3 separate regions of the Mus musculus genome follow, and regions 2 and 3 are each linked to region 1. Evidence: chromatin loops called from intact Hi-C (ENCODE). Cell type or tissue: left cerebral cortex. All regions are shown on one strand. Each heading gives the region's core, and the rest is flanking DNA. Links, peaks and the distances in the headings are about the cores only.

Evidence for each region. A loop is a pair of places that touch in the nucleus more often than their neighbours do. Peaks named below come from ENCODE experiments on the same cell type or tissue, not always from the same donor. Only the 100,000 strongest peaks of a DNase experiment are listed, where the experiment ranks them.
Region 2: it touches region 1 in a loop (4-fold over the local background); 2 of 42 quality-filtered maps call a loop at or near these places.
Region 3: it touches region 1 in a loop (11-fold over the local background); 4 of 42 quality-filtered maps call a loop at or near these places.

Annotation. Positions count from the first base shown.
Region 1 is chr3:52,504,830-52,515,916 of GRCm38, reverse strand. No RefSeq gene overlaps it. Among named protein-coding and RNA genes, the nearest start is that of Gm30173, 6.6 kb to the left of the region's middle. In left cerebral cortex, for the core only: a CTCF peak has its summit at 5,343; DNase peaks (open chromatin) are centred at 4,268 and 5,223; H3K4me3 peaks cover 764 bases; H3K27ac peaks cover 1,310 bases.
Region 2 is chr3:52,571,817-52,582,903 of GRCm38, reverse strand. Gm40047 (a long non-coding RNA gene) reads right to left here and starts at 2,769. Exons shown (of 3, transcript XR_867277.1): 1 at 2,563-2,769; 2 at 1,775-1,999. In left cerebral cortex, for the core only: no CTCF peak of the experiment used is centred there; DNase peaks (open chromatin) are centred at 5,656, 6,033, 7,571, 8,876 and 2 more places; H3K27ac peaks cover 809 bases.
Region 3 is chr3:52,697,543-52,708,629 of GRCm38, reverse strand. All of the region lies in intron 3 of Gm30235 (a long non-coding RNA gene), which reads right to left. Among named protein-coding and RNA genes, the nearest start is that of Gm22798, 20 kb to the left of the region's middle. In left cerebral cortex, for the core only: no CTCF peak of the experiment used is centred there; DNase peaks (open chromatin) are centred at 2,294, 4,702, 5,159, 5,479 and 1 more place.

The DNA of each region.
Region 1 (11,087 bases), core at 1,695-9,694:
AGAGAGAGCGAGCTAACTGGGAATGGTGTGGGATTTTGAAACCTCAAAGTCCATCCCTAGTGGCACACTTCCTAAATCCTTCCCAAATAGTTCCACCAATTGCAGACCAAGCATTAAAATATATAAGCCTCAGGGACCCATTTTTATCCAAATAACCACAATTGGCTTGTGTTAGAGATGATGACAGTGGAAAATCTCATATGGTAAATATGCAAAAGGAGATGCCAGGCACTAAGAAAGAACTTGCAGGTCTTAGCTCCATGACAGTATATATTAAATCCAGAGATAGCCTGAAACTAGAGTAAAAGCGACCAGACAAGCCATTTAATATGAAAAGAAAAAATAAACATCACTGACCCATTCGTTAGACAAATGTTCACTGAATAAACTCTAGGTCACAGCCTGGAGCCACATGGGAAATAGATGCAGCGAAAGGATCTACAGGAGCCCGTCAGAGCCTCAAGGCAAAAATCAATCATTTCTGCCCACACAAATCTGGGGGGTGGGGCATAAAAAGTCCCTACCCCCTTCAGGACTGAAACTCTGAGGAAGATAATTATATCTAAAACTTTAAGCACAGATTTTGCAATGCAAGTTCATTGTTGTGAATGTACCCAGGCAAATATTAACTTGGGATGGGCACTGTCTCTGTCCTTCCTCCTACCCATCAAAGAGATTTGCACCAACCCGTTTTCTCATCTTTCTCCCTTCAAGGAAGGATGATTGCTATTTTCTAAGATTGGAGCTGGACTGGTCACCCAGTCTGAACTACAACATACCAAGAGTTGGAATTCCAAGGGCCCATGACAGTGGCAGTCACTCTATCCGTGCAACCTAAAAAGGAGACATTGGAGCTCCGTGACAAGTCCTGTCAACAATGTCTGTCTGTCGTCTGTCTGTCTGTCTGTCTGTCGTGACAGAATCTCACTATATAGCATTATCTGCCCTGGAACTCAATCCTCCTGCCTCCAACACCTACTACTGAGATTATAGACATGGGCCACCACCATTCCTAGTCGAGATCCACCACCTATCCCCCACCCCCACCCTAGTGGGGAAAAAAGTGATCTGAGATGGAAATGAGGCAAATCCTGGGTACATTCTGATGCTAGAGAAATGTAAGGGAATTGGTGTCAGGCTTGGGGGAAGCTGGGGGTAAAAGGAGAACGAGAGGGAGGCCAGAAGGAACTCAAGTCAGAGTTGTACTTCGATATCTTTTAATCTTTGTCTTAGTCGGGGTTTCTATTCCTGCACAAGCATCATGACCAAGAAGCAAGTTGGGAAGGAAAGGGTTTATTTGGCTTACAATTCCATACTGCTGTTTATCACCAAGGAAGTCAGGACTGGAACTCAAACAGGTCAGGAAGCAGGAGCTGATGCAGAGGCCATGGAGGGATGTTCTTTACTGGCTTGCTTCCCCTGGCTTGCTCAGCCTGCTCTCTTATAGAACCAAGACTACCAGCCCAGAGATGGTCCCACCCACAAGGAGCCTTTCCCCCTTGATCACTAATTGAGAAAATGCCTTCCAGTTGGATCTCATGGAGGCATTTCCTCAACTGAAGCTCCTTTCTCTGTGATAACTCCAGCTGTGTCAAGTTGACACAAAACTAGCCAGTACAATCTTTAAATAAAATTCCCTAAACAGGCAAGAATAAAATCCCCTTCTAATAGTTTGCCTCTTGCCCTGCTGCTTCTGATCTCCATATGGATATGGGATACGCAGGCTGTGTCTGTAAGGCAGGGAAACCTTAAATATTAGAATGCTGTGTGCATGCTGTCTCCGAGGCTGTTTGGGGGTGAAACGTTGTAGTGTGTATTGTCTTTACAGACCTTCTAGATTATTCCACAAACACCCCTCAAATCTTAGCGGCTTAGAGTCACAAACATTTCCCTGGCTCCCATTATGCGCTTATTGTAACCAAAAACTGTCAGACCTCTGGAATCAGGCGGAGAGGCACACCCCTTATCTGCACCAGCAAGGAAAAAATGCAGACCCACAGTTGCTCTGGGAGTTTCTACATAGAAACTTGTCACTTCCAGTGCCATTCCAAGTCACACATGTCATCCCCAGGGTGGGGCATATGTCATCCCCCGGAAGGGCTGAGACCACTCAAGAGCACAGCAATTTTTCCCAGATGCTTGCTGGCACTGTAGGGCAATTCCTGCATAGGCGCTCAGAGTATGGAGGAGGTAACACAGGGACAGCTCTCCATTCCATGGTGCTCAGCAAATGCAGATTTGGGCAACTTTCACAAAAAGGAACAAGACTCTCAGGGGGTAGCAAGGCAGACAGTAGACAGATAAGGCCACAGAAGGAAGCATATGTTGACCTGAAGCTGCCGAGGGTCTTTGAAGTCCCTTATTTAAAAAGGATATCCCTGCATAACGATGACAGGGACCAAGGCAAGACCCAGAAGAGTCCAGGGTTGAGTGACTGCAGAAAATAACCTTCACTGCCCCTCCACGGTGTCCCCCCAGAAAGCCCTCCCTGGTACCTAGACCAGGCTGAGCTGAAATGCAACTCCAGCTGCTCTCAGGCAGAGACTTGGGACCCAACAATCCTGTCCTTTCCTGCACACCAGTGAGAACTCCAGACCTTCCAAGCCCACTGTCCATTCATCCAGGCAAGGCCAAGAGGTGGGCAGAGCCCGCCTACGGAACTTCAGCGAGATGTTTGAAGAGGTCTTGTCTGCTGTCTTCGGTGTCTTTCTCTACCACCCCTGATTACAAAGCCTTACTCCTTCCCCACCTTCCTTCTAAACTGTTCCACCCACATATACATACTGAGAGAGCATAGTGTAGCAGGCCCGTGGTAATTACCAGGAATGGAGAGAAGCCCTTCTCTTCTTGACCTGGGCTGTTCGCTCAGGAGGAAGCAAGAAGCAAAAGGAAGCCTTAGAATGGCTCCCACGTGGCTAACGGTGAATGAGAACCCAGCCAAGCGTCAGGGTCGCAATGATTGCTTCTTCTCCAACTCTCACTTCTGCTCTGGGCCATGGCTCAGGAGGAGCCAGCAGGGAACTTGTGATGCAGATCTTGTCATCCCAGAACTCTGTCATCCAAGGGATGTGTCTGCTCATGGCCACGCATGGGCTTCAACCCTGCACTCCAGTCCCCACTCTCCCACAGAGTGTCTGTCGCTTTGGATAACCTACTTCACCTCCCTGTGCCTCTGTTTCTTCATCAATTAAACAGAAAATCACAAGAGCGTCAATGCCAAACTTGTCATGAAAATTAAACAAGTTAATAGATGTCTGGTACCCAGAATGGAGCTGCCATACAACAAGAAGTAGCTGAGCCGTGTGGACACTATGCCCCTCCTTAGAAGTGGGAACAAAACACCCATGGAAGGAGTTACAGAAACAAAGTATGGAGCTGAGATGAAAGGATGGACCATGTAGAGACTGCCATATCCAGGGATCCACCCCATAATCAGCTTCCAAATGCTGACACCATTGCATACACTAGCAAGATTTTACTGAAAGGACCCAGATGTAGCTGTCTCTTGTGAGACTATGCCGGGGCCTAGCAAACACAGAAGTGGATGCTCACAGTCAGCTAATGGATGGATCACAGGGCTCCCAATGGAGGAGCTAGAGAAAGTACCCAAGGAGCTAAAGGGAACTTCAACCCTATAGGTGGAACAACATTATGAACTAACCAGTACCCCTGAGCTCTTGACTCTAGCTGCATATGTATCAAAAGATGGCCTAGTCGGCCATCACTGGAAAGAGAGGCCCATTGGACACGCAGACTTTGTGTGCCCCGGTACAGGGGAACGCCAGGGCCAAAGGGGGGGAGTGGGTGGGTAGGGGAGTGGGGGTGGGTGGGTAAGGGGGACTTTTGGTATAGCATTGGAAATGTAAATGAGCTAAATACCTAATAAAAAAAATGAAAAAAAAAAAAAAAAAAAAGAAGTAGCTGAGCCTTGGCAGTGTTCCTTATGCAAGCATTAAAAGTTATTTACATTCATTTTAACGCATTATTTTTAAGCCGTGCTGAAAATGCAACAATCTTTCATCTGCCACTCCTGGAAGATGCCTCTCTCCAGCCAGCCAGCTCCAGCAGACTCTACAGGTTTGTCAACGGGAGTTTTTTAATTGCATAAATAATTCATGAACGCATTCCGGTTGAAAGAGTTAAGCAACATAGAGAGGGAGACTGAAGAGTCCCTTCAAGCTCTTCCCACTGCCTCCCACGGCTGACAGTGTGAGTCCTGCCCGGCCCTTCCACACAGGCATAGCGGCAGACACTCTTCCAAAAAGCCCCATCACTTACGTTCCCTTCCAATAGCTGTACAGCTTGCTGATTCTTCAGATAGTTTGTAGATTTTCAGATCCCTATACAGTAAGCCTGCTTCAAAATGGATATACCACAAAGTGGAGTAACAAATCCCCTATTGATGAGTGCCCCTTCGGTTTCCAGTCTGCCCCCTTTGAAGCCTGCAGGACAATCGGTATCTTTGTGTGAACACATTCACACGGGCAAAGGGCGATTTCTTAGAATAGACTACAGGAAGTAGACTTGTTGGGTCAAACGGTGGGTGCATTTTCTGTTTTGCTAAATACTATCAAGTGGCCTTCCCATTTATACTCCTACCAGCTTGAGGATGGGGAAGGCAGGGGTATTTGTTTTTGTTTTAAAGAGGGGATTCTTTTTAGTTAACGGTTGCTTGTTTGTTTGTTGTGGGTTGTGTTTGGAGAGGTGTTTTGCTTCGTTTTTTTTTTTTTTTTTTTCCTTCAGTGTTGCGGATTAACCTTGGGATCTTAAATATGCTAGGCAGGTGCTCTACCTAAAAGAAAGCTATATCCCCAGCTTTGTTAGTTTCAAGGCCTTACTAAAGATAGCACAGTCTGGACCTTAAGGTCGCCTTCCCTGCTCCTCCAGAGTGCCGGGGTTGCAGGTGTGGCCACCACACCCAGTTTAAAAGGTGTGTTCTCAGGCTGTTCGACAGAGAATTACCATGGCTTTTTCCTGGCAACTAGAAATAGCAGCTCATTCTTCCTTATTGGAGAGGGAACATCAGTCTCCTTCCACCCCCGTCCTGTCCCAAAGCAGAGAGGGAGGGGAAGAAAGAGAAGGAAAAACTATAACGGGAAAATGTCCCCAAATGTCTTGATTTAGACTGTTACTCATACTAAGGTATAAAACACAGCCTCCTCCTCTGCAGCCACAACAAATGTTGCTAAACCTGCTTATAAGCTGCTCTTTTCTTATTCAGCGCCTCTGCTTCTTCGCTTAATCTTCATAATTCTGAGCTTCACGCTATTATTATATTCTTGGAGGGATAAAGCAAATTAGCTGCAGAACTACATTACCCAGCCTGCACTGCAGGAAGCAGCAGCCAGTAAGCTGTAAACAGGAGCTGAGAAGCGAAGGCTTCTGGGAAAGACTATAAAGGCAGGCTCACCTGGGCGAAGAGACCATTTGCTTGTCTCTCCCATCCTTCTACCTGAAATTGGGGGTGTTTTTAAACATATTTAAGGTCACCCTTAGAGCATAATGATGATCCCGCTGGGAACTGTGTTAATTCTTCAGTTACCGGAAGTTGGATGCTAACCAAGGAGGGCAAGAGGCAGCACTATCTGCCCACCTGTTTATAAATGCACTGATATTTAAACAGCTTATTGACCAAACACGTCTGGTACGTACAGAGCAGTCCTATTTGAGTAAAGATGTGATGGGCGGGGCTCTCGCTGTCACATGTACTTAAGAAGTGATCTCTACAACGGAAGCCAAGCACCAAATATGCTGTGCAAGATGAAGCCTCAGTCCCCAAGGAGGGAACCTAATTTCCTTTGAAGAATTCCATTGTGTTGGAACCCAATCCGTTGCTGGCTTGTCTTTTCCAATGTTTTGTAAACTGTGACTAGGGAAATAAAAAGACTTCATTTTACAAACACGGAAAAGCCCTATATCATCCTAAACAGCCACAAGTCCCATTGGCTGGTCCACTTGCACCTCTGCACCTCTCTCCAAAGGTGGCCTGGACACATTTTCTATTAATTGACATTAAAACCAAGTTAACTTTGGAAGCAGCCATAGCACTGGGCTCCAACGGACAACCTTTAGCCACTGTTAAGCAACTAAAAGTCCAGATGCAAATTGAAATCCCCTCCCGGATTTCATCTGGATTCAAAAGAGCCGAAATTGGAATTCTGCACCTATTCTAAGACAGGTGGAGGAAACGTTTTCTATGAGGTGGTCCAAAGCGGTTCTGTTGATAGCGGTTCGGAAACGGAAACAAACTTCCTGACAACAGGGAAATCATCCCAAACACTGTGATACAGGGACGGTGAAGGTCCGTCAGTGAGTGGGTGCTGGTCAAACAAGCATGGAGACTTCAATTCAATCCTCAGCACCCATGTAAAAGCCAGAGCACCTATAACCCCAGCGCTGAAGATGCAGAGACAGGAGGATCCTGATGCTGGCTGGTCTAGCCTAGAGGATAAGGTCTCAGTCAATGAGAGACTCTGCTTTAAAGGAAATGTTCAGTGGTCTTAAGGATGACTCCTGAGCACTCATGTGCGCGCGTGTGAACACACACACACACCCTCTAAGGGTAATTCAGAAATCCAATTATAGAACTGTTGTAGCTGCTATAAACTTGTAGACAATTTTTTCTATGACTTTGTAAATATACTTTAAATTTTCTAAAGTAAGCATTATTTTATAGTCAGAAAAATATGAATATTGATGTTATTTATACATATCTATTCATGTGTATGTTTTTATTATATATTAGAAATAAGTGAAAGGTAAGACAATAAGAAAAAGTTCCAGATATGTCTAGAACTTCAAGTACATAACTGATCCTAGATTTTTTTTTCATCTTCATTGCTGGGGGGTGGGGGGTCAAAGCCAGGAGCTCACAGATGTTAGGTGAGCTCCCCAGGACTCTGCTTCATGTTGGGTGACCCTTCAGTTCACTGCTTAAAGATCACCTCAGTTTGGTTAATTTAGTAATGGTTATATTGGTTTCCCTTGAGCTTTCTATGCATTATCTGTCCCCACTATGTGCCCTTTTATGCTGTCAACAGTACAAGAACAAGCATCACAGCTGATTTCCAGTTTCTAGGATGCCGGTGGCCAAAGCTGCAGGCTCCCATGTCTCTTCCTTTCCTTCCCTCTTCAACACACACTTCCCTCCTGCCTACTTGGCATCACTCCCCACCTATGCCCCATACCTCTCCCTTCCATCCCCAGGGACAAGGTATCCTGCCAGCTCTTGCCCCACCAAATGTGGGAAGGGGCCTTTTCCTGTGGACGTCCACACTGTGAGGCTTATTCCCATAACTGACAATTCCTGGAGCCCCTGGCAAATGCCCCTTCAGGTGGGCCCTGACTCCAGCTCCCACCCAGAGTTGGGAACTGAGCCACTCAGCTCAGCGCCCAGATCTCTGTGCAGCCAGGGCTCCACGTGGCTTCCTTGGTTCTGTTGGCTGCTGAAGTCAGGCAGCATTTGGAGCTCCCGTTGAATATTATGCCCTTCACTTCATAGGGCTTAGCCAGCCCTGGACAGAAGAAGGCACGTTGGCTGTTAGCCAGTCAGTCAGCTGCCTGGAAATGTCCACCACCTCATCTTCACTGAACTTAAGTGGTCAAGGCTACCCCTTACCAGGCATCACTGCTGTCCCAAAGACCACAGTATGGCTTGCAGTGCAACCATGAAAACTACTCTCTAATTAGGCCTGCTCCATTCAACCTTGGATAAAGATCCCTTTACATTGGCCCTAACCCCCTGAGTGACAATGAAGAGGTCAGCTCAGGAACTTTGAAAACTTCCACCAGACCCCTCCCCTCCCAGATGAGGAAGGTCATAGAGCACATAGGCACCCCCTCCCCTCAGAAAAGGAGGGGCTAATTACATTCCTTAGACCACAGGGAGGAGGGACCGACCACCAGAGCTCATAGACACATTCCAAGACCCTTGACCACCTACCTCATTCCCTAAAGACCAATCAGTTTAAAAGTCACACTGTTCTGCCAATCACATTGTGCCTAATGGCTGCTGCTTTGAAATCTGTATAAAGGCTCCCTGGACAGGCTGGGTGGGGTTGTTCTCTCTCTCCACACACAGGGCGACCCCAGCATGCTGGACCAATAAAATTCCTCTTGCTTTTGCATCGATTCCTATCTCCACATTGTTCACTCGGGGATCTCCAGTAAGTTAAGTCTCACCAGAGTCTTACAACAGTAATTTTTTTTAACAAATCAAACCAGAAAAATTAACAGATCATGGATCTATGTATAAAGCAAGTTACTCACCTAGAGATAAAAAAAAATAATTAATTAAAATTAAAAACAAAACAAAACAAAAAACCCTTTCCATTCCATCTTGAGCCACCCAGAATGACCACAAGCTGCTGTTCTCACAGGAAGACCTCCACACCACTCTGCAGCCTTCACCCCAGGACACCAGGAGTAGACAGAGCTCTGTACTGCTCCTAGGGAGATGAGGAGTGTATATGGCTGACAGAGCTACCCTATTAAGAACAGCTTGCCATGAAGTAGGAATAGCCAACATCTTACCAGCTACCCTAGCTTAGCTACTTACTAGCTAGGTCTCTATTTGTCATTATATTATGACAAATACAAAGTCTGCGTGCCTCAATTTACTCCTCTGTATGATGGGCACAACAGCAGCAGTCACCCAAGAGGAATTCTGTGCTGATGATATGAAGTTACCACTTCCCAAGCCTGGTGCAGAGCAATGGAGTCAAGAATACTAAACTACACTTCTGGCCCTCACACAGTCTACACACTCATCAGTCTCCAAAAGACCCTTTTGAAGTAGCAGTAAAAGTACCCAGAATGCAAATGTTTGCTGAACTAAACCCTGTGAACAGACAAGGGCTGATGTGATCGCCACAGAAGAAAAGGAAGTCTCAATTAGCCTGTCTGGGTGTGCATCCACGAACTGAGAACCATAAAAATAATATCTATTTTTCCCACTGGATTCTTATAAGAATTGCATTCAATCCGATCCTATAATGCAGCATTTCTCTACCTATGGGTTGTGATCCCCGCTTTGGAGGTTAAATGACCCATTCACATGGGTCACCCAAGACCTTTGGAAAACACAGACATTTATATTATGATTCACAGCAATAGCAAAATTACAGTTATCAATAGCAACAAAAAATAATTTTATGGTTGGGAGTCACCATAGCATGGGAAACTGTATTAAAGCGTCACAGCATTAGGCAGGTTGGGAACTATTACTGTACTGTGAAGCAGTCTTGAACACTGAAAATTGTGGTGATATTAGTTGTTAAAATTATTGTTCTTTTGAGCTCCATCCCATGTTCAAGCAAGCACCAATCCCTTACACTATTAATGATACTCTGTTTTGCTTGCAGACAGGCGTTTAGCGTGGCTGTCCTGAGAGGCTCCACCCACCAACTGACTCAGTCATAGGCTTACCCACAGCCGAACAGTGGATGGAGCTTGGGAACTCTTATGGAAGAAACAGAAAGAGAATTGCAACCCCTAAGGGGATAGGAACTCCACAGGAAGACCAACAGAGTCAACTAACCTGGACCCTTGGGGCTCTCAGAGACTGAACCACCAACCAAAGAATATACATGGGCTGAACTTAGGGCTCTCTGCACATATGCAATAGATGTGCAGCTTGGGTCCCAAACAACTGGAGTGGGGCTATCCCAAAAGCTGTTGCCTAGCTGGGCTCCATTGTCTGGCCTCAGTGAAAGTAGAAGCATCTAGCCTCCCAGAGACTTTAAGTGCCAGTGTCAGGGGGATACTCAGGAGGGCCCCACACACAATCAAAGAAGAGGAAGAGGGGAGGATGGGGGAAGGGTTATGACAGGGGGTGACCGGGAGGGGGAAAGTGAGTGGGAGGGAGAATGAGTAAGTTAAAAATTAATTAATTAATTAATTAATTAAAGAAGAGTTTGATACGTGCCTAAAATTGTAAGCATGTTTTGGTGGTTGCTCTATGCCTGTCTCCTAAGAGGCAGCAACCTCTGCCCAGCCTGTCAGTGTGGCTCTCATGACTGAATCTATGATCAGTGGATCTGCTGAGTCACTGGCTTAATGAGGTTTGCGTCTCTTATAGCACCTGTTACAAACATGCTTGTTGAATAAATGCATGTAAATCTTTATGCATAAGTATTTAATTGCCAGTCACACATCTTGATTGAAATCAAAGCATTTGTGAGGGGGCCTTGGGAATTGCAGTCCAAAAGATATGGTAGTTTTGGTACCAGTTACAGACCCACACCTTCCCTCAGGTGCAGTTCATTGCTCCTGTCTCTTTAGGAACTCAGGCTGGCACAGTCAAGCCAAACTCACACACCTAGGGAACTTGGAGTGTTTGGGTCTTGCCTCCTATCCTCAGAGACAAGACCAATTGATTTGTTCATCTAGCAGGTGAGTTTAACATCCACTGTGTTGTCTGGAATAAAGGCCAATATCAAATGAAGAATGAGTTGTGAATAAGCAGCAAGTACACACACATACACACACATACTCACACACACATACACACATACACACACAGACACACACACATACACACATGCACACACACATACACACACACATGCACACATACACATGCACACACACACATGCACACATACACACACTCGCGCGTGCGCGCACACACACACACACACACACACACACACACACACACACACACACGCTTGTGCAGTCACACTCGAATCTGAGGCTGCAGGCTAGAGACTGACCTTGCCTTCCTGACTCCGGATTTGCCTCTTCACTTCCCGTCCAGCTCTCTCCAGAGCTGCACTCCAACTCTGTGCCTGTTCATCTCAACACTTGGATTTAGAGAGTTGTTCAAATGACAGGCATGCACCCCCATAGCTAGCCTTTTTATCCTTTAGTCAAATAACAAGACAGCTTGAGGGGGAAATACTGTCCAAATGAACTCATTTTCTGCAAGCTACAGAAGAACAGAATAAACAAAAAATAGTGAAAAATTATATGTGAAATATAAACAAAAATAACTAAAAACTATTCCAACACATAGTCCTAGGAATACTGTGTGTCCAATTAGAAAGAACCTGTCTAAATGGCACAAGAGACCAGAAGAGACAGAT
Region 2 (11,087 bases), core at 1,304-9,303, 67 kb before region 1:
ATAGATAGATAGATAGATAGATAGATAGATACATACATACATACATACATACATACATACATACATATGGATAGATAGATACATAGATAGATACATAGATACATAGATACATATGGATAGATAGATGCATAGATAGATAGATAGATAGATAGATAGATAGATAGATAGATAGATAGATACATAGATACATAGATACATAGATAGATACATAGATACATAAATACATAGATAGATACATAGATACATAGATAGATAGATAGAGAGAGAGAGAGAGAGACTGAAAAAGGAAAGCTGAGTCAGCCAACAACATATATAGCTATAAAACATATGTTGTCTTTATACTAATGATTGTTTTCTTCTAGAATAATAACCATGACTTTCAGAGAACTCAGTTATATATTAGAAGACAGTAGGGGAAACAATGCGGTTTAGATAGGACAGAGTCAGCAGCAGCAAAGACCCAACAACAGTAGAAGGATGTGATGCATGAAGTAGTATTAGAGCCTAGGGTTTAGTTGAACTGATGGAGGGAAAGGGAGAGAATCAGACAGAGAGGGACAGAGGGTGAGAAAAGAGAAGAACAAAGAAAGAAAAAAATAAATGAGTGAAAATATCAAGAAAGAATGGAAATGTATACCTTAGTATAGCAAGAAGACTAAACAAATAGTGATTATGGGCATTTGGGCTTTGGAAATCTAAGCTTAAAAATCCTAAAATGATGGTGTATTACTGCCCTTTCATCAATTTCTCTCCAGCGTAAGTACAGCCTCAGTATAAGTGGAACAGTGTAGCTTAAATGTAGAAAAGACATGACCAGGTTTCAGTAACACAATACCAGCCATCCTAGTTCATTACAAAAGAGAAAACTATTTATGCTCCATTGAACTGCCCTTTCATCTTAAATGTTAAGTGTGAGATTGCAATTTATATTTAATTATTTTTATGTACAAATACCGCTATGCCTGCAGGTGGCTCTCTACAAAGTGAGGAGGCAGCTGCAGTTTGATTATACTTAGACTATGTGAGTATAGTATTCACTCATGGGCCAAATGACCATCAGAGAAAAACTGTGATAGCTAATAAACTTGTGGGTACAAACTTAATTGAAACTATAAGGGCATAAATACTATCTTCCTACATCAGTCTGTCTTGCCAGAAAGGTGGCATTATCTTTAGTTTTTTACCCACCAGCACCAGAGATACTACACAAATGTGATAGAGTGGGAAGGACACAGTGTCATGAAGTCCACTGGGTTTTCCCTGTGAGGTATTTGGCTAACAGCAGCTACTCAGTGTAAGACATCTGTGGAGGTGTGGGACTCCTCTCTGGTTGTCTGCCCTGGTGAGCCTGTGCCCCCCGTGAGTTCTCCAGAAGTGATAGTGAATCTCTTGTAAAGCTATTAGTCTTGGATGGAATTCTCGGTATTGCAACTAAGCTTACCACTAGAGACTCAAAGAGAGCTATATAGGAGTCTCACTAGCACCATCTTTAATGTCATATTTTTATTAATTTACAGTATTTTGTTAAATTTTGGCCATTTCATACATTCATACAGTGCATTTAACCATATTCATCCTGACTCCTCCTGGAGCCACTCACCTCCACTCCTAACTTCATGTTCTCCTCCTCCTCCTTTGTCTTCTTTTTCTTTTTATGAATCAATGAATCCAATTATTGCTACTCAACTTATTCATGGGTGTGGAGTCATTCACTGGCATGACATTCGTGGTCATTCACAGGGCCACACCCTAAAGAAAACTGACTATCCCTTACCTGTTAAGCCATCAATTGTCAATAGTTCCTCAACTCGAGAGGAGCTCCTCAGCCCCAGCCTCTCAGGCTGAAATGTTGAACGGCTTGATCTCGTGCAGGCCTTGCGCAGATCGTCACAGCTGCCGTGAGACAGTTCATGAGTGCCGAGGTCCTGCCATGTTGGAGGACACTGCTGCTTTCGTTTTCTCCTCAACCTCCGACTCTTCCATTTCTTCTGTCCCTCTTCTTCCATGGTCCCTCCCCGGGGAGGAAGAGGTCATTAACACCATTCTTTAAGCCAAGAGTCAAGGAACAGTATTCTGGCTAAACTAGTTTTTGTAAATGTTTCTTTTCATTTAGCCATTATTCCAAAATAAGAAGTTTTAAAAACAAAATGTAAGCATGATTCCGCTGCACTGTTCTGCAAACCAGATTTGCTCCTTACGAGTAGGCGCAAGCATCTGGCCACTTCATTATATACTTTTGTGTACTTTCTTATTGAATATATGCAATTATATTGTAAATCGCTGTTCATTTTAATTCCTTCTATGACAGATTTGCATTGTATGAATATTTGAAGCTTTGTGTGCAAGTTTTCCCATCAAATGTTCGTGAATTTTCCTTCATATGAAAAACCTGAGGCCACAAGAGCCAGAGACCTTACCCAAGGAGCTAGCTATTTAGTGACAAAGTTGTGATAAAGAAACTTTGAAGGAGTTCCTCCCACAAACCAAATTCTTCACTCGTTACTTCCAATATAGTCTGGTCATTCATTCCACAAAGACACACTAGATGTTCATCTAGCTTACCTCTGCTTGGCATTGTACTAGCGTCTGATGTCATCAAGCTGAACAGAGCAGTCCCTAACATCGAGGGTATGCAGACTAGAAGAAATCAAAGTCCCAAGTACTTAAGACTATGAAACGGTGATCCAGAGAGGAGAGCTCTAGCTCAACCTGGGACAGGAGGAGGGAGGGGAGTTCAAGAATCTCTTCCCTGAAGAACTGACCCTGGAGCTCATTCTTGAGCAATAGCTAAGAGTACATGGGTCGTGAGAAAGTATTTCAAGCAGAGGGGAGTTCCTTCCAGAAGGAAGTCAGAGATTGGCTCTCTGGTAGAACACAAAGTGCTGCCTCTGGGTGCTAGCTGAAGACAAGAACCCAGACAGAAAGAATGAAGGAACTCTGTACAGTTTTACAGATCAAAGGAGATGAACTTCCCATGGAAATTTATGGAGGAATGCTGAGGTTTTTTTCCATGGCTAACCGATATAAGTGATAGTATAAAATCTAAAATGGTACACAGCTCTGTGACCTGGACAAGAATTGAAAAACTGGCATGAACGGGTGGCCTCAGATGGAAAAGACGAAAACCAGAATGATAATATCTGGGAAAGCAGAATTCAAAAGATTGGTAGGAGATTCCAGGTTGAAACACAGAGATCAATGTGAGGGTGACTGCAGGTATCTGGTTCTGGTTTAGACAATGGAGTCTGATGAAAGCCTTCACTACAGCAGATGTGTAGGAGGAAGGACACCACCCCAGGGTGACTGGTAGAAAAGATAACTATAGCTTAAAACATGTTGAGCAGAAAGGACACACAGTCATCTAGTGAAAATGTTGGTCTGAAATTCAGGAGATGGGTTATCCCAGATACCAATCTAGAAAGCATCAGCATCAATGTGACCTCCCTTAACCTCTACGACCACGCAGTGAGGTAGCCACAGCCTCACTTCATAGCCAAGAGAACCAAAGCTGGTCCAGTCATATGGCTACTGAGCTAAGATTTCTTTCTTGGTATCTGGGTCTGAAGCCCACACTCTTTTTTTTTTTTTTTACACCATATTGTCTTCCAAATCCAGAGCCTGTGACTTCCAATTAGGCATCTTTCCATTAGTCCAATCTGTTCCTCACCATACATGAGGTACTCAGGAATATCTACCAGAATGGCTGCATAGAGAAGCATATCTATTCAGAAATCATTATAAATATCTTCTAGACTTTCTCAGAAACCTTCTTTCAGAATTGACACTATACATCGTGTAATAACAAAAACAAGAAGAAATGCCCTTTCCAAGATGAAACTGAAGTCTTCCGGGAAGCCTCTCCTATGCATTCTTTGAGTTTGCTTTACCAAATCGCAGCTCTAAATAGAGGCAGGATAAAGGAGAGCTCCAATGGCTCTCACACAGGCTGTCAAGACTCGAGAGAAACAACTAACACAGTTCTATAGAAGTAACCATCGCTGATAATAGATAAGACCCACTCCACACAACACAAGCCTTCATTTCTTAATGACTGTGCAGATTTGTTTTAAAAGCACCAAATCAAAGAATGTCCTAGTCATTTACCTGAATTTCACATCAGAGAAAGAAGCGATGAGAAGGTAACTCTGAGGGAACCCACTTCAAGTCACAGAGGGCTCAATGGTGACGTGGGAACTAGACCATGGTCTCTCAGAATGGGCATACAGCAATGCCCAAGCACTAAGCAGAGAGCACCAGGACCCCAGATAGGTGTAAGACTGATGCTAACAGGAGCTACCCAGGTGGATCACATGCCCAAGGAAAGGAGTTGAATGGAATTAAAAACACTTTCAAGTTATAAGGGCACAGCAAATTCCAAACTGGAAACCCTGGTCTGCCACAGCCCCATGTTTCCAAAGATCACAGACAAGAATTCTCTACTGAGCTCCACCTAAACCAGGTCTAAAGAGTCCATAAGCATCCTGGAAACACCAAGACCTGAAATGAAGCCTTGACCTCCAGCAGACTTAGGAAACTAGGTGGAGGTGTGGCATGGGGTCCCTCTGAAGCTGTGTGGTGACTTCAGGTAACCAACTTCCAGCCAGCTCTAAGCAAAAGACCCACACAACTTGACATATGACATCTAGGCCTGGACATACCAGTCCCTTGATGAAGCCCAATGCATGTGGTGGCTTTAGTTGTCACTCAGAGGATTTTCTTTCACCACCATGTCACCAGATTTTTTTGTCTTTAATCTTGCTGTGTGAACATTTCTGACAAGTCACAACTGCTATATATACCATTCACCGACACTATTTCAAAGCCTTCCTGTGGCCCAAGTCCTTCTGGAAACTAAGACCAGCGGTCAAGGAAAAAGCAGATATGCGCAGACACAAGTTTTCCCTTGCCATTATGTTCACTTGTAATTATCACAGCACCTCCTGGGTCCTTACTTGTATCAACAGTCATCCATCCATACTTAGGCCACTACCTAAGGCTCAAAGATAGAGCTAAAGCCAATGAAATGACAGAAGATATGAGATTTCCGATTAAAATAGCTAGCCTAGTCTGATGGGCAGGCACTAGGACCCAGTAAGAGATTCTGTCTCAAAAAAATAAGGTGGGTGATTCCTGAAGAATGACACCCAAAGTTGACATCTGGCTTCCATGTGTAAATGCAGTTATGTGCATATACCTGCACGGGACACCTACACACACACACATGTGTGCACACACACACACACAAACACATAGGTGTCTCTTAAACACCTCAGGACACAAGAGAATCAAACTAGTAAGCATGACAGTGGTGTTCATTCTTAAATACCCAAAATGTTATAGAGCCTCGTTATGATCAAGACACACACAGAGTGATTTCTTCATCCCTTGTGACTCACAAAGTGGTCTTCAGAGGAAGAACGAGCCAATCCGATCTCTCTGGTCCCAGCCCACACACCCAAGCCAGGCATGGCTCATGTCCTTCTTGGGATACACTTCTTTGCTTGAATTAAAGACCATCTCAAAAGGAAACGATATTTTCTTAGCTTTCTACAGAACTACACTCTCTGGAGCAGGCTCTCTGATTTCTTGCTTGTTACAACCAAAGCTGGGAGGACAACCCCCAGGTTCCTTCAGTGGCAAGGAAGAAGTTGGGAGAGAAAAAGAGCCTCCTTGTGAAAGGCTTCTTTCCAAAGGCACGTACAGATGAATTCAAATCTGGGACTGCATCCAGGTGGAAATCTTGCCTGGAATGTCTAATGCATTCTTTCTGTTATTAAAACAATATAAGGAACCAGTGGCTCCTTGCTCCCCCGCATGTCATCAACTTGGTTCCTGCTGTGTTGATCATTTACAAGCTGACCTCAAGTGATGCCAGCCTAAAGACCTTTCCATCCTGGCTATTTCTGTTGCACAACAAACCTATGACTGCTGCCTATACTATTTCTACAAGAGTCGTTCAGAAAAACCAAGTCCTTTGCCAGAAGTGACACAACCACTGAGCTACTTCTTGTCTTGTTCCATAGCTCCACCCCACCGCCCTGCCCACAGCCAGTTGACTGATCCACTTTTCGGTTCTGCCTCCTTTCTATTCACACACAGAACTCCTTTTGTCTTTGGGGAAAGGTATTTCCAGGTGGCTATACACACGTGGCACTTTCTTATTCTGGCACAAAGGGGAGCCTTGCCCTGCTTGCCCCAGGGATCAGTGAGTCACCAACACACTGGGAGACAAAGCCTTTCTCAAAGACTAATGACTGGGAACCATAGAACAGGAGCTGAACAGGGGAAGACAGAGGGGGACAGAGGTAGACTTAACTTTGTCTTCCAACAGCCAGTTTGTGACTCTTCTTGGCCACCATATGGCCCAAAGAAACACGGAGTAAAATATGGAAAATTCATACTACACTTCTGCTATTGTGATAAAAAGCAACTTGGAGAAAAGGGGACTTATTTGGTTCACAATTCCAGGTTACCGTAATCAATTGTTCTGGGGACATCTGTGCAGGCAGTTAAAGTATCATGCTCACAGTTAAGAGTGGAAAGAGACTAAACTCATAGATCCTTACCTACTTGCTTTCTCTTAGCTAACTTTCTTCTTTCTTATACTATTCGGGATCCCCTGCCTAGGGAATTGGTGCTGCCAACAGTGGGATGGATCTTCTTACATTAATGCCTGCAGTTAAGTCAATCCCTACATACCCACAGCCAACCAAATCTATACACTTCCTCATTGATACCCTCTTCCCAGGTGATCCTAGGTTATATCAAGTCGATAGTTAGCCATCAAAAGCCCATCATGCTTTTCATCATGATTTTCAACTGGCCTTCCAGAAGGTCACCAATAGGGTTGGTAACTGCCTATCTGTGCTTTTTAGAGTAATTCATGGTTTGGCTTTAGGCATCCAGAATGGTGAGGATTACCCCTGGGAGTCCCAATAGCCAAGGAAAAATCTTATACAAAATGGAATCTACTGATCTCGTAACCTGCAGATCACCAAAGTCAAAGAACAAAGTTCCATCACTGTTTGTCACTGCCTCTAGCCTCTCTACTGGGCCATCCCTCTGGCTCTCTGAGGACATCCTATTTTATCTGAGGCTCAGAGCAGATGAAAAAGCAGTTGTAACATTTACAGCATCTACTGGGGAACAGCCAGTTGTCATGATCTCTGAGAATGAGGAAATACGATGGTACTTTATTTTCAAGTAGCCCGGGAGACTTCAATGATTGCATTAAAATTTTAATCACAAACTCCTTAAGTTAGAAAGAAAGAGAGAGAGAGAGAGAGAGAGAGAGAGAGAGGGAGGGAGAGGGAGAGGGAAGGAGGGAGGAAAGCCCACAAAGGATTCATTGTATAAAAGAGTTTCACCATTTGGAGTTCTTTTATAAATTTGTGTCAGATCACAATTTGCTGTCTGGGAAATGTAAATTAGTTATTAATGAGCCAAAATTCTAACATCAAAGGCTGTGCACCCACATGCCAGAGAGAAACAAAGAACTCTCCCAGCATAGCGACTGCTCCTAGCCGACCTGAATTCTGCATTCACTTTGACGTGCTCTGCTGCCACCGTATCAAGGAGATCGTTCCTCGAAGATGTAATGGCACAGTCACCTGCATCATTACCATCACCTCCACCTGAGCATAGCTAGACTGGCAGAATCCTAGGCAGCAGGCAAGCATATATGCTCAAGGGTGATATTGCAGGGAGCATAGCTCGATGCCTCCCTTCTGTCAGCTTCATCAGATGACCATGTTCAAAGTGCATTTCATGTTTGCAGTACAGCCAGCCCCAAATGGCATGGGGGTGCTGATCTGCTTTTTGAATATTCCCATATCACTTTTTTTCATCTCTACAACCCTTTTATTTTGACTGAGATCAAGAGACGAGCTTAAAACTGCAGAGAGTTTTTGAACTTGCAGAAGTCACAGTTTCTAGTCAGCTGGCTGAAGTCTTGAAGGTCTTTGCTGAGGCTCATTTACTCATTCTTCCAACAGACAAGGCTGTTCCTTAATGGAAGTGGGAGAGACTACATGGTGACAGAGAAGGGTCAGAAAGAGGCAGCCCCATCCTCCCTGAACTCGTTGTCCGGAGAGGACAGGCAGGCAACAAGTGCTCATGTTGTTCTTCATCTGGCATCAAGAGGCAAGAAGGAATAGCCCCAGGCTAGTCCACGGGGAAGTGACTTTTGAGTAGAGAACAGAATGAAGAACAAGTTCTAGGCAGACAAGTTCAAGTGCGGATCAAGGCTATTTATGGCTATCCAATATGTGCATAGCTGGGAGCCCAGAGTTACTCTTTGCCTGCATGCAATCCTTTCTCTCTCCGGAGTGAGGTCTTTGACCTCTACATCCAGGCGAGACTTGAGCCAGACTCTCTTGCAGTCCTTAGCCAGCGGAGGTTGGATGCATCCCAGACTCCCGAGGGCAGGTGTGTTCTGACAGCCATGGAAAGTTGTGTCTTCCTAATACCAGCACCCATGATCCCAAGTCTAGTTTTTAAAAAAAAAAATTCTCCTTATACAAGGCCAACCCTTCTATCCTTTGCCAAGACCTATCTCTGTCTAGATTCCTTCTTGTCATCTACTATAAGTGTCCCTATTGTCAAGGTTTGTCTATCCCCTGGATAACCCTCACCCTTATGGAATCTTCCTGAGGGACTCAGGACCTCTGGAAGAACAACAAATACTTTTAACTGCTCAGTCATCTCTCCAACCCAAGAAAATTAAGTTCTTAACAGTCACATTTTTAGAAGAGATTTTTGGCAAGCCCCTCAGAGTGCTCTAGCACAGCAGAAATGAAGTCGTTCCCTGTTTCCAGAAACACCTATCATCCCTTGAACGCTCAGCTGTGAGGACCTCCTAAAGCAGCTGTCGCACCTCCCACGCAACCCAAATAACTTTTAGTTCTTCTAAAGGGGCCTCCCCATCACTTCCAGGCTCGCTGGCACCCATTCCAAAGGGAGTCTCACAGACCGAGAAGCAGAAGCAGCAAACAAGCTGAGCCCTCAGCCTCAGGAATTAGGGAAGCAGGACACTGGCTAGTCTACTCTTGATAGTCACAGAACACAGAGCTCCCTAACATTCTGCAGTACAAAACTTGACCTAGGACACGTGGTCCAAAGAGCTCACTTGGGCATGGTTCTCTGTACCACGCACACATGCCCATCAATAAGAGGTAAAACATATATCAAGAAAAATTTAAAAGAGTGGTAGACATTGTACAGTGTGTACAGAGAGTGTACAGTGGTAGACATTGACAGTCACATCAATGGGAAGACTGAAGCAGGAGCATCCAGAATTCCAGGCCAGCCTTGGCTACATATAGCAAGGCCTTGCCTCACAACAAAGGATAAATAAGAAAAGACATAGTCCATCTCAAGAACACCAAAATAAGCATCACAGTGAAGCAGAAATGGAATGGAAATACAAAGTAATATTCAGGGCTGGAGACCCAGAACGTCTAGGCTCCTGTTCAGAAGGCAGAAAGTGGACATTGAACATTTCCGAGGAGCAAAGAGGTCCAGCCTCATTATGTAAGAGAGTGGGCACCCTGTTCCCTGCTTGATGAGCATCTGCTAACATCCTGAAGAAGAAAATGTATGCAGAACACGCCTCGAGACCTGCTGCCGTTCATTCTTTATGCTTGCCTAACATTGTCTGAGGCTCAGGAGTGAGCCAGATGGGGTGGTTAATTCTGACTGTCAGCTAGATTAGATTACAACTCACCCTCAGAATTATTGAAGCTTATCTGTGTGTGTGTGTGTGTGTGTGTGTGTGTGTGTGTGTGAGAGAGAGAGAGAGAGAGAGAGAGAGAGAGAGAGAGAGAGAGAGAGAGAGAGACTCCCAAATATAATTAAATTATTGGGAGCTCTGACCTAATAAATGGGTTATTCTATTGACCAACTGGATGATGAACGAAGTCACTGGGGAGGTGGTAAAAGGTAGAAGGACTTTTTCTTGTACTCACATCTTCCTGCACCACTCCACTCCACTTCCTCTCTACTCTAATGTGAGCTGTTCCTGCCATGGTAGACTGAACCTTCTGACATCCTTACCCAAAATAAACTCTTCTTCCTTTAAATTGCTTATGTCACACAAAAGTGCCGCATAAGAAAATAATGTGCTCTGAGTCCCGGCAGGAGGCCTGGGATGTTGCAAGATAATTCCACCAAAGAGCACACATAGACGGTCTTAACGATGAATAGAAAGACTATTGCCAGCTGACAACTGCGTGGGAAACTTGCCCAAATGGTATAGCCCCAAACTTCACCATGCTTTGCCTTTTATGCACTAAACCCACATCCTGGATGACACACTTTAGTTAACAAGAACAGTTAGCAAGAAGCAAAACTGAAGAAGTCAAAAAAAAATTTTAGTACATTTAAGGGGCTATTCCAGACCCTGGAACTATGGACTGGGTCTTTGATGAGGTAGGACTTTGTTCTGGTTTAGTCAGGAATTGGGGCCTATGTGCTAGGCTCTAAGGTCACAATGACACCTCCAATGTGGTCAATTGTGCTAAGGTCTCTGGCTGGTTATGGAGGCATCATCACTGAAGAAAACATCTGGATTCAACCCCTGTACAGAAAGTGGCAGTCTACTCAATCCTAGTGTCGTTGGAGTAGCATTGGGGACTGGAGCTGTAGTTCATTGGAGTGGAAACAATCCATCAGATGAAATACTCCATGGAAAAAACTAGTCTCTCTTTATCTAAAGCTGCTCTGAGCCCGCACTTTTTGTCACGGTTCATGATAAAAAAAATAAAATAAAATAAAGCCCTGGAATCAAACAGACCTGGACTCCTGTCTATTCTCTGATGTACTTTATCATTTTGCAGCTACTCCACTGATTAATGATAATACCTACCACAGAAGCAGCTAAAGGAAGTCTTACCATCTACCTATACAGTCTTCCCGTCTATAATTTGACTGATAATGTTTACTTCACAGGGTTGTAAGATACCAGGAGCTCATATGTGTAACCACACAGCACAGAGAGGGTACCCGGTCTTGATGGTAATTATGATCTGTTGATGCCCTCGTTGTCTACATGAGAGAATGGATCCTGCAGATACACAGTCTTATCTCCT
Region 3 (11,087 bases), core at 1,164-9,163, 190 kb before region 1:
TTTGGGTTCCACTCCTAAGTAGAATTTTGGCTGGGGTACTCATTTAGGGTAAGAGAATAAAGAGCCCAGGCCAGGAACCTGAAGTTTCTTCAGACATCTCTGGCTTATGGCCAGGACAGAATGAAAACCATTGCCAAGCTCTGACCAAATACACAAACAGAAGCCCTTATCCTGAAATTGCACACTCTGTTTATGTAACACAGGAAACATGGAGTGTCTTTGAGTTTGAAGAAGGCCTTTCTTCTCACCTCAGGTGGGCTTTATCTTGAGCGTTAGGGTCCTGGGCAGGATGTTCACTGTCTTGAAGAATTGCCACTGAATTGGTGACTCCTGGTTCTTGGGAATTCGAAGAATGAAATTCACAGACAACAGATTGTGGGTTTTAGGGAGAAGTGTTTTACTATAAAGATCTTTAGAGCAATAGGAAGGAATGCAGAGAGCCATTGGAGCAGGGGGCTTTCCTGAGATAGGGTTCTATCAAGCTGCTAATCTGGGGGCTTCTGTAGGGCTGATAATTGAGAAAAACAATAGAGGGTCCCTTTTCACAGTGTTAATAAAGGTGATGGGCAGGGACAGCATGTCCGAGCCTCTGCTGTGGAACCGCATCACCCTGTGAACATCTTTCAAACGTACACATTTGCTAAGCTTACATTCACTTCTCAATGAAAGGAGTTGTTGAAGCTTGCATGGGAAGGGCCCGAGATCTGACTAATTGTTCTCCAGATGGAAGTGTCATTTTGGGGGCGCTTTGGAGCTATAAGGAGGAAGGACATAGCTGAAGGAAGGTCACTCGTGGCAGGCACCTTTGACCCTGAGTCCGTGTACTGCTGTCTGTCTACAGAACCGTAGCAAGACTAGCTCTCTGTGATGAGGCTCCAACACTGAGCTGTTGTGCTCAATGGCATAGATCTAAGCAACGACAGACCGGACCTTCTGAAAACCATGAGCCACCCATTCTTAATGTGGCCTCAATAACAACAAAATACTGCTAATAATGGCTATAACAATAATAAGTCAATGCACCTAGAACAAACAGGTTGGTTATACTGTTTAGCACTTACCTGGCTTGCAAGTCTATAGCCCTTGTACAAATGTTTCCACAAGGAATTGTTTGCTGTCCCTAAGTGCGTTTACATACAAAACAATTATGGAGATATAAATTGTTTTGTTGGTGGTAATAAGTATTCTGTGAAGATGACCCTAGAATCTCATTTAATCACGCAGTATTTTGAAATGTTTACAGGTCATACAATCTAATTACTTCTGTCTTCAAACCAAACAAAAACTTTCGCACTGCTTACACCACAATGACAATAGCACAATGTTCTTCTATAATAGAGAATGTTTGAAAAGACCCAAACTGAATAGAAAAGAGAAATAGTTATAAGATCCATAGCCATATTAGTTAGCTATTGCTGTACTAGCAAGTCACCCCCCAAAATTCTTTTAATTAAAAAGTAAACCCTTTTTTTTTAATGCAATTTATACAATAGCTAGAGGTCCAGCTTCTGGTCTCGGCTGTACTCTTTTATCCAACCGTGGAAGCTGGTATAACTGGGCTCTGATTGGTTCAGGAGGTATACATCCAAAGATTGCAAAACTGAGGCTTCACCCTACTAGAAGGCTCAATTGGATTTTTTTTTTCTCATCATGGTAATCTGCCTGTATCAGGGTTCCAAGGAGTAGATAAATACGTAAGACTTGGTGATGCACAGGCTTGGAATGGAGGCTTTCATGTCTGTTATATCCTGTTGGCCAAAAACAATGGCAGCCATCTTCTAGGTGCTGGAAAATCATCTTCACACCCTCATGAGAGCAGCTGCAAAATCCCATGCAGAGGATGTGTGTGGGCAGGCTGTGGGTGTTGAAAGCAGTTTCTCAGTCCGCCACCATGGTACATTTATTGGACAGATTGTATTCCAACCATTACAAAAGGAAGCCCATGTAGCAAGTTAGGAGATTAAACAACAAAACAAACCAAAAAAATATGGCATTAACTTTTATAACAAGCAAATAAACATTTAGAAGAAAGCACAGACGATAGTTGCATAAGATGGAGAAAAAGCCTTGGTTTTAGCTGCTTTTTGTAAAGTATTCTGACTTTACTGAAAAATCCACACCTCTTACTCTGACTGCATGTGATGTAATTCGTATTTTATACCTTCAGTTGGATTTGGCTGATGTATTTAATGAAGAAATTATGAAGAGAAAGAACAAATGGACTATTTAAAGAAAAAAAAATTGGACAAAACAATTCAACCCCAAAATTCCATGCCAGAAATTCAACTGACAGGGAGAATATAATGTGACAGAATGTGCTTGCTATTTCCAGGGAAACGGAGTTAAAGAGAGCTTTTAGAGGATAAAGCAAAAAGCTTTTGGCTGTTACAGTACTTTCCACAGGAGTAAAAACTTTCATTGTGTGACTAAATCAATGGAGATTATTTCCTCAGTCAGAATTGCCTTTGTCTGCACGTGTTCTTTGCACGTATCTATTTTTGTTTCTGACTCAGTAGCCAGGTCCTGAAGTGAGTGATTCAATGGAAGGTGATGCTGAACTTTGTATGGAAGTTACTACATAGAGCCTTTGACTGTTTCCAAGGTCATTCACTGACCAGCAAGACACAATGAAGTCAGCATTGTGGGCTGACTTCATCTTCCCAAGCTACGGTCCTACTAAATCTATCAGCGAGCTGTGGTTCTAACAGACTTCTCCAACATGCAGTTTATTTAGGGTTACTTTCAATATAGGATTCACCTGCAGCAGCCTCCTTAGCAAGCAAACCACAGCAGCTTATGCAGTCACATGTAAACGAGTGCTAGCGATGTGAAAGGCACAACTCTTCTGGAAGAACACTAGACATTGGAATTGTGGAGATCCAGACTATATGGCAACTTGTGTCCTGAGAGAAATCAGCCCAATGGGCAGTAAGACCACTTACACATTCTCCTGTCCCAAGATTAGTTGCAGAGAAGTTGCTACCAATGTCTGCAAGTATCCACACCACTATTCTGTGGTGCCCTGGCAATTTTCTTTCTTCCTGCAAATAGCAGAGGGCAGATAGCAGGAAGGCCCACCCCACCTTCCACATCGCCTCCACCCCAGGAGAATGTATAGATCTAGCATAGGAAAGAATCATAGTTCATCAGACAGGGTAACCTCAGCTTCCCCTGTTCCAACTTATATTTAGTGCTACTAGTCCAGGGCACATCCTAATAGCTACCAGTCCATTGCTCAGTCCTACCCTACCCTGTAATCTATCCCTTCACCTTGCAGTTTTGTCCTGGAATGCTTTCTTCTTAGACTTTAGCAAAAGGGGTACTCGGTCTTTTGTCTCATCACTTACAACTTGTTTATAGTTCAAAGAGCAAGTCCTTCCTGAGATTTAGTGGTCACAGTGTAATGTCTCATGAAAGTTGACTCTGGGCAGAAATCTAACAGAAGGAGACGTGACTCAAAGCTACTCACAGGACTGAAGCAAGCCAGGGGGCAAGGAATTGGGTGTTTCAAAAGGACAACCATGCTTAAGGGTCTCAGGTGACTTACTCTGTGGAGGTGGGAATCCTGAAGAGATGAGACACACTGGAGTTGAGCAACATTTCCTAAAGCATGTATGTAGATCACACAGGGACTTTTGTGGGTATCAGCATCATTCAGGACAGAGAAGAAATGCAAATATGGTTTCCAGTTTTGCCTTGTGAAGTATTGTCAAGTATTGTTATGTGTACACAATCATATATTGTAAACAGCAGGTTTAACCTGAATTCACTGACATGCATCAATCAACTTCCCAGGATGCCTTCCCATACCACCCTCTGCCTATGGATTATTGCATCATGATGGTGGAACAGTAAATTAGTCTTACAGACAAGGTCAGCACTCTCAGTGCCCTAAACTACCTTAGTTAGGCATCTGGTCGACCCTGTTATTGTACACATGGATTGAGCCACAGAAGGGAGGAATTCTTGCTCTCAACCCTACAGAGCTGGTTTGTGGCTCTGCCAGACCACACCCTGAACCACTCTTATACTTCTTTATACTTTACCCAATTCTACTCCTAGAGACTCAGTCATTAGAATACTTGTGAAGAACAAAATCCAGTTTTATTTCAGTATCTTTGTAAGACTCTTCATATAAAACCTTTTGCAAGCCAGAAAAAAAAAATATCCTTCCCAGCTTGTGCAAAGTACAACTCAGAAAAGACGGGTACCAAAGTTGCATCACTGGAATAAAAGCTTAGCTAGTGTCATGGCTTATCTTCATTGAGACCTTGATGAGTTTGAGAAGCACCTACAAGACCAATAAATCACATATCTGGGTATCTCTATGAGGGCATTTCCAGAAAGACTAACCCCTGAATGTTGATGGTACCCGTCTCTTATGCACAGGGCCCAGATGCAATCAAAGGGAAAAAGTTCACCAGGAAGAACTATCTCCCTCCCTTTCCTCCCTCCCTTCCCTATCTGTTTCTCTGCTTCTTGGCTGCCCCAAGGTGAGCTAATCTATTAAGCCACACTTTTGGTAGCTATGAGGCACCAAAAACTTCTGAAGTCCCCCCTCCTTACATTGTATTTGGTTTGTTGGTTGGTCGTTTGGTTTGTGACAAGTTCTCCATATGTAGCTCAAGCTGACTTCACTCCTCTGAGCTGGGACTATAAGCATATGCATCTTGCCTGGTTCGTGAGTTCCCTGGCTGTTGTATTTTTGTCACAGCGAAAAGAAGCTAGCAAAGAAAGTACGCATGTTTAGCACTCTACTGTGTACGCTATGTGCATTTCTCCTTGTAATCCTCATTATTGTCTCCATTTTACAGTTGGGAGAACTGAGAGTTTTGAGAAGCGTATTTGTTACTTTTCTTATTGCTGGAATAAAACACTTGGCAAAAGCAACCCAAGAAAGTAGTGTTTCCTTGGGTTCATGGTTTTCAGAGAAGGTATGACCACAGAAGCGTAAGGTGTCAGACCACACTGCCTGCATATTCCGGAAGCAAAGACAGAGGCATGTCACACTTCACTCATGATCCATCTTTCACTAACTCTGAATCTGGGGACTGGTGCTCTCCATGTTCAGGTTGGGTCTTCCTTCCTTAGTTAAACATATCTGGAAATGTTCTTAGTGACACATTTGGAAGTCTGTTTCCATGGTGACTTTAAACCCAGTAAAGTTGACAGTAAAGATTAACCATCATAAGAGACGCAAAACTCCACTTAAAAGCTCACAACTGATGAGAGATAGAGCCAATATTTAGATTTGTAGTGTAAGTGAAAGCCCTAATATAATGACTATAGTCATTATAGATAAGTGTCATTCCTAATTCATCCCCCGAGATTTTAGCTTTCTAGGGTCCAGTACCCAGAGTGTCTCTCCTGGAAAGCCACCCTCTGTTCTGGCATGTAAGGAACAGACTCGTGAAAAACACCATCCTGAGCCTACTTCATCCCACGTTCTTCTTCCAAGGCTCCAGAAATGTGGTCTTCCCTTATGATGCCAATTAGGCAAGAACAGATGGTCTAGTTCTTCTCAGTTGTTACCCATTCAACATTCGTGGAAAAAATCCTGGAAGGTTTATTTGCAACATAAGTGTCAGCCCCAAAGGAAACTTCTTTTTTAATTTCTTGCCCTCCCTAGGAAAAGAAGAGTTCTAGAAAGAGACTTTCAGCAACTTTGGCCAAATGTGGCGAAATGTGTACATGATAATGTAAGGATTCAAAAGGCGTGTACGCAAACAGATCCAGTAGTTATAGTCATCGCTATGACATCTGATAGGGTGACTGGTAACCTTGAACTTGCCAATAACCAGCAGAGTGCACTTTGTGAGTGACTAGATCGGGCGAGAGGCTAGCATACTAGCAAAGCGGCTGGCCTGTTAGAGGGGTATGACATCCTCCCATCTACTCAGCCCTGAAGCAGACAGGTTTCAAACCAGCTTCCTCGTCTCTGACAAACATCCAAATTTTTGATAGCAACTGAGAACCTTATGAAGCAATTGAATAAAAGGATACACTCAAAGCCACTAGAGAACCTTCCCATACCATCTCTTTTCATCTCTTCAAGAAAATGGTGTAAAATTCCAATTTATATACTGGGCACATACCCCAAAATGTAGTTTTCGCTTCTTTGTAAAACTCGAGCATTCCAAGAGTTAAGCAATTTTGATCATTTTGAAAGTAGCTGTCAGATTTAATATCTGCTAAGGAGACAGAGGGCAAATGTATTCTGGAGCCTGTTATATAATTTACAGATTATTTTTGCAATTTATATTCCATCAAATAGGGTATATTAGACTCTCAGAAAGCACGTAATGATCAATTAATTTCAGCAGAGCAATCTTGGTGGCACTTAGGGGACAGGCATGATTAGACCCTTTTCTAGCTGAGTCCCAAGGTCAAGTCATCAAATATGACTGATTACAGTTTCTAATGGTTTCTCCATGCCCATTAAAGAGCACTCAACTATTCGGCTCTCCTCTGATCGTGACATTCAAAATTTGCTCTGATGGCTCCTGACAAGCAAAAATGTATTCTCTAATCTTTAACCACATAAACAATAGCTAACCACTTGTAATTGAGTTTAAATTGATTTCAGGTGGCTTCAGAGAAAAGCAATTTCTACAACAGATTAACCTCTTAATTAAAGTATATTAGGAATACTGTCAGGTGTAGAAATTCTGCTACAGCAGAAAATTATACCTCATTGACATTCATTTATGAAAGAATTGCTGCTCTGTTCCCAGGTAACAGGCTACGTATGTGTGCTTCTTGCTTTGCTAGGTCAATGCCAGCCTAATTTCAGTCTTAGAATATCAGTCCTTTCTATAGGACAGGATGTGGGAAAAGATGAGGCGACATGAAACCACATGACCTTTACATCTTTGCAAAATTACCTTTCTGAAGGGCATCAAACCATTCAGCAAATATAAAAAGCTCCCTTAAATTAGCTAAAGAATGGGGAAGATCCAGACAACCGGACAAGTTTCTGCAAGGTGCTTGATTATTTTAAGAATGCAGTAACATTGTCCCCCAGCCCACCCCATCCCCCAAGTCCTTGCTACACCAGAACTCCTCTGACCAGAATCAGGTAGAGATGGGCTGCAGAAACACAGTCCTCTGCTTCAGGTCTGCTGAATTAGAATCAACATTTAACTAAGATTCCCCAGAACATTCGGTGAGATATTAAAGTTAAACAAGCTATGCTCTTTGCGAATGCATGTTGTTCAAGTCATATAGCCTCAAGATGTGTCATTGCAACCAAAAGTATTGGGTCCATTTGATAGACCAAATACACAGCCTGGCTTATTTCTCTGTGCTTTTTGACTGTCTAGCTCCATCCTTCTGCAGTCTCCTTAGGCCCTCAGACTGCATAAATCCCCAGGGTGCATTCAGCTACACCTAGCCAGGTCTTATTGAGAGAGTGAGGATTTAGAATCAAACTTTGTTTTTTTTCTCTACCTGACCCTGGTAGCCTGCCTTACTGGTGCTAAAATCTTTTATTTATGGCCTGAATTGTCTCACCTCTGTTGTCCCCAGCTTCGATTGTGATGTTGCTACAAACTTGATTTTTCTTTTAACATTTTCTCACCTAGTTTTGTGATAGGCATGTGCATAGATTATCTCTATAAGTGTAGAGCCTGATAGCCCATTCATCCTCTGTCGGTGACAGGTCCCAGCCCGCCTTAACATGACTTGTGCTTACTTAAAGGGAGTCACACAAAAATGGAGGCGATAAAAAGACCCAGGTGTCATCAATAAGGATGGATTAAAGTAAAATAATTTGTTGAAATTTCCCCACACACAGTCCCATTTTGCCTAAAAACTTTTTTTATGTATTTTTAGTACATAGGAATATAAATAGATAAACAAATTAAACATTTACTACGAATAAAATTATTTTCAAGCAATCCTCAAGCTATATAATTTTACCATTGATAAAAGAACATCTGCATACTACTGAAACAAACAGGCTTATTTATTTTTACTTAAAGAATTAAGCCTTGAGGTGGAAAGATGAATTACAGGCTAAGAGTACCTGTTGCTCTTGCAGAAGACCCGGGTTCTATTCCCCACACCCATATGGGGCACCTCATAGCTACCTATAACTCCAATTCCTCCAGGGAATCTGACACCCACATCGCTTCTGCATGTGTATGTATGTATGGCCCACACACATAGCCTCAAGCATGCAAAAGTGGACATCATTTTTTTTTTTTTTTTTTTTAGTCTTTAGAAAAGAAATGAAACCTTGTCTGACTGTTGGATACTGCAGGAAGATTTAGTACTGCAGGAAGATTTAGAACAACTTTAGGGTTATTTGAATTGATCCTTATTTTGAGTTTATAATTGTCACTGCTGAGAATGCTCTTTCTACAAATATATAGTAGAAAAGTGAAAGGCATATGCTTAAGGCCACTTCAGAAATGATTGGAAAGTCCATCTAAATACCAGGCCAAAATTAATTTAATTCATTTTTAAATGAAATTCATATCAGTAGCTGTGATGGTTATTCTTGTCAACTTGACTACATCTGGTGTTAACTGAATCCCAAAAGGTTGGGCACACTTATGAGGGTTTTTTGTTTTGTTTTTCCTTAATAAAATCATTTTAACTGGGAAGGCCCATTTCTTATCCAGATCTTCAAGGTGGGAAGACCATCTTTAATCTGAGCCACACATTCTGTTGGCCGCCTATATAAAGGTCACTGAAGAAAGAAGCTCTCTTTCTTAGCCTGCTTGCTCTCATCCTCACTAGCAAGTCCATTCCTTTATAAGCATTACAGCCTACTTCCTCAAGATTCTAACATATACTGAAGACCAGCTGTCAGCTGAAATATCCAGCCTATCAGACTGAATAGCTACTGGACTCTGGACCTTCTGTTGGTAGACAGCCATTGTTGGACTAGCTGGATCACAGACTCTAAGCCACTCTAATAAATCCCATACATTAGATAGATAGATAAATGATAGATAGGTGAGATAGATAGATATTTATTCTATAAGTTCTGTTCCTCTAGAAAACCCTGAACAATACAATAACTCAAACAATAATTTTGAAAATGAAGCACTCAAACACAATACAACCCAAAAGGATAGACTAATTCAATACTTAAATGCTGAGGAAGGAAGGTGTGAAATTATGGAAGTCCTTGTTCTTTTTAACTAAACCATTACATTTCTATAAGATCAGAAAAGTTTGTGTTTGTAGAAAAAGCATTGCAATTCATAGCGTACAATAATCTCAGATCTGAGCAGAGCTATTTCAGGCAGCGTTCACTGGTATCGTGGCATGTGTGGGACAACATGTGTGTCATGTGTTCAGAACTGATGCTGCAGTGAAGTCACATGATGCAATTTAAGTGAACACTGCTCTATGTGCCTCAGATTCATCTCATGCTTTCTTTATGAATTAATTTGTTATCATCAAATGGTACTGCTGTCCAGGTTTTCATGATATCCACATCCAGTTCACGAGAGAGCATTCAATTTAGGAATCTGTGGTGTGACTCATGGGCTTGGTGGCATTTCAGAATCTTGCAGAAAGATGCAAGTTTTCCAGTGGCAAGAGTCCCATACCCGATAATAAAATCCTAATTCTATGAATGATCAAGCATTGGTAAAGTCATGCCAAGAGATGCCAAAATGGATATTAATTAAACTAGTCATTCCAACTTTCCCCAGTTTCAGATGCACAATTAAATTAATCAGAAAACACAGCCCAGTAATTATAACCCAGGCCTGGGAAGGCAGGCAAAGTATAAAAGAAGAACTTCAATATGGGTTCACGGTTTTCCAATTAGGACTATTCCAAATAAGATCCTGACACTATTTGTGTCTTTTAAGGCAGAGGCAAATCCAGGTAGCAGCAACATGTGTTTATGAAGCCAGCTATGGTGGTTTACATCCTTATCCCAGCAACTGGGAAGTAGTTTCTATGGAAGCCTGGGCTATATGAAAAACCCTATTTTAAAAGTAATGAGATCACTGTTTTGTAAGCATTTACAGTTTCTACACCTTTTTGTGCCTTCTCAGTTTGAAACATAGTAAGTAATAACTCAGGGTTATTTTAGAAACATAGATTCTAATAGCATAGAGAGTAAGTATCTGCCCAGCTCCTGTGCTGATTAAGGCTCATTGTAAATGTAAGGTTGTGTGTGTCTTTTATCTGGGAACTAAATGGTCAAAGGTAGAAGCCTCGGATTGGGATTAATAATTTCTACAACATAATGATGCCCAACGTGGGGTCCAAATCCACAATCCTGAGTTTCATGCTCTACTGACCGAGCTAACCGGGCCTGGCAAAAGGAGGTCTTTTGAACACAGTTTTTGTTCAGACTGCTTAGTGGTGTAGACCCACCAGTGATGTTACTGTCTTACCCTTCCAAGTTCATCTAAGCATCCAGAGCAGTGGTTCTCAACCATTCTAATGTTCACAGCAGCACACACTCTTGTAAAGTGAATTATTAAGTTGATGAACCAGAGCCTAGGAACTTCAGCTCATCACCTGGGACCTGAGAACTGCACTTGGACCTATCCTCTGCCGTGGCTTTGTGCCCTTGAAATTGTTCATTATCTCTGAGTCTGCTCTATGCTGTTTAAATATAAAAACAGATTGGTATAGGAGCTCTCTACACACCGTAAGGTTCTACCAAGAATAATAAAAAGAAAACAAATCTACTATTATTGTGTCAAAAAACCAAATTAAACTCTTTTCCTTTTTTGGCTGAGCTTACTGACTGTGTGAGAGACATGTAGCCAAGATCATTATGGTCAGACTCATTTAGGAACAACACATTCAACAGTTTTCCTTGGAGGTCCTTAACACGAGGCAGGCCCTTTCATTTCTTTATTTCCCTTTTCAGAAATTCGAGGGACCATAGCTATGACCCTGTTAGTTCTACATCTTCCTATATCCTTAAATAATCTAATGGGTCTTACACCCTGGCATGTACACGCTTGGAGTTGTGGTTGACTAGGTCAGTAAACTACGTTGTGGACACCATGGATTACTTCACAAACGCCACATTGTTTTCTCTTGTCTCAGTTCACAGCTGTTCAAACATCTATGGCCCATGGGGCAAGGTCACATCCCTTCTT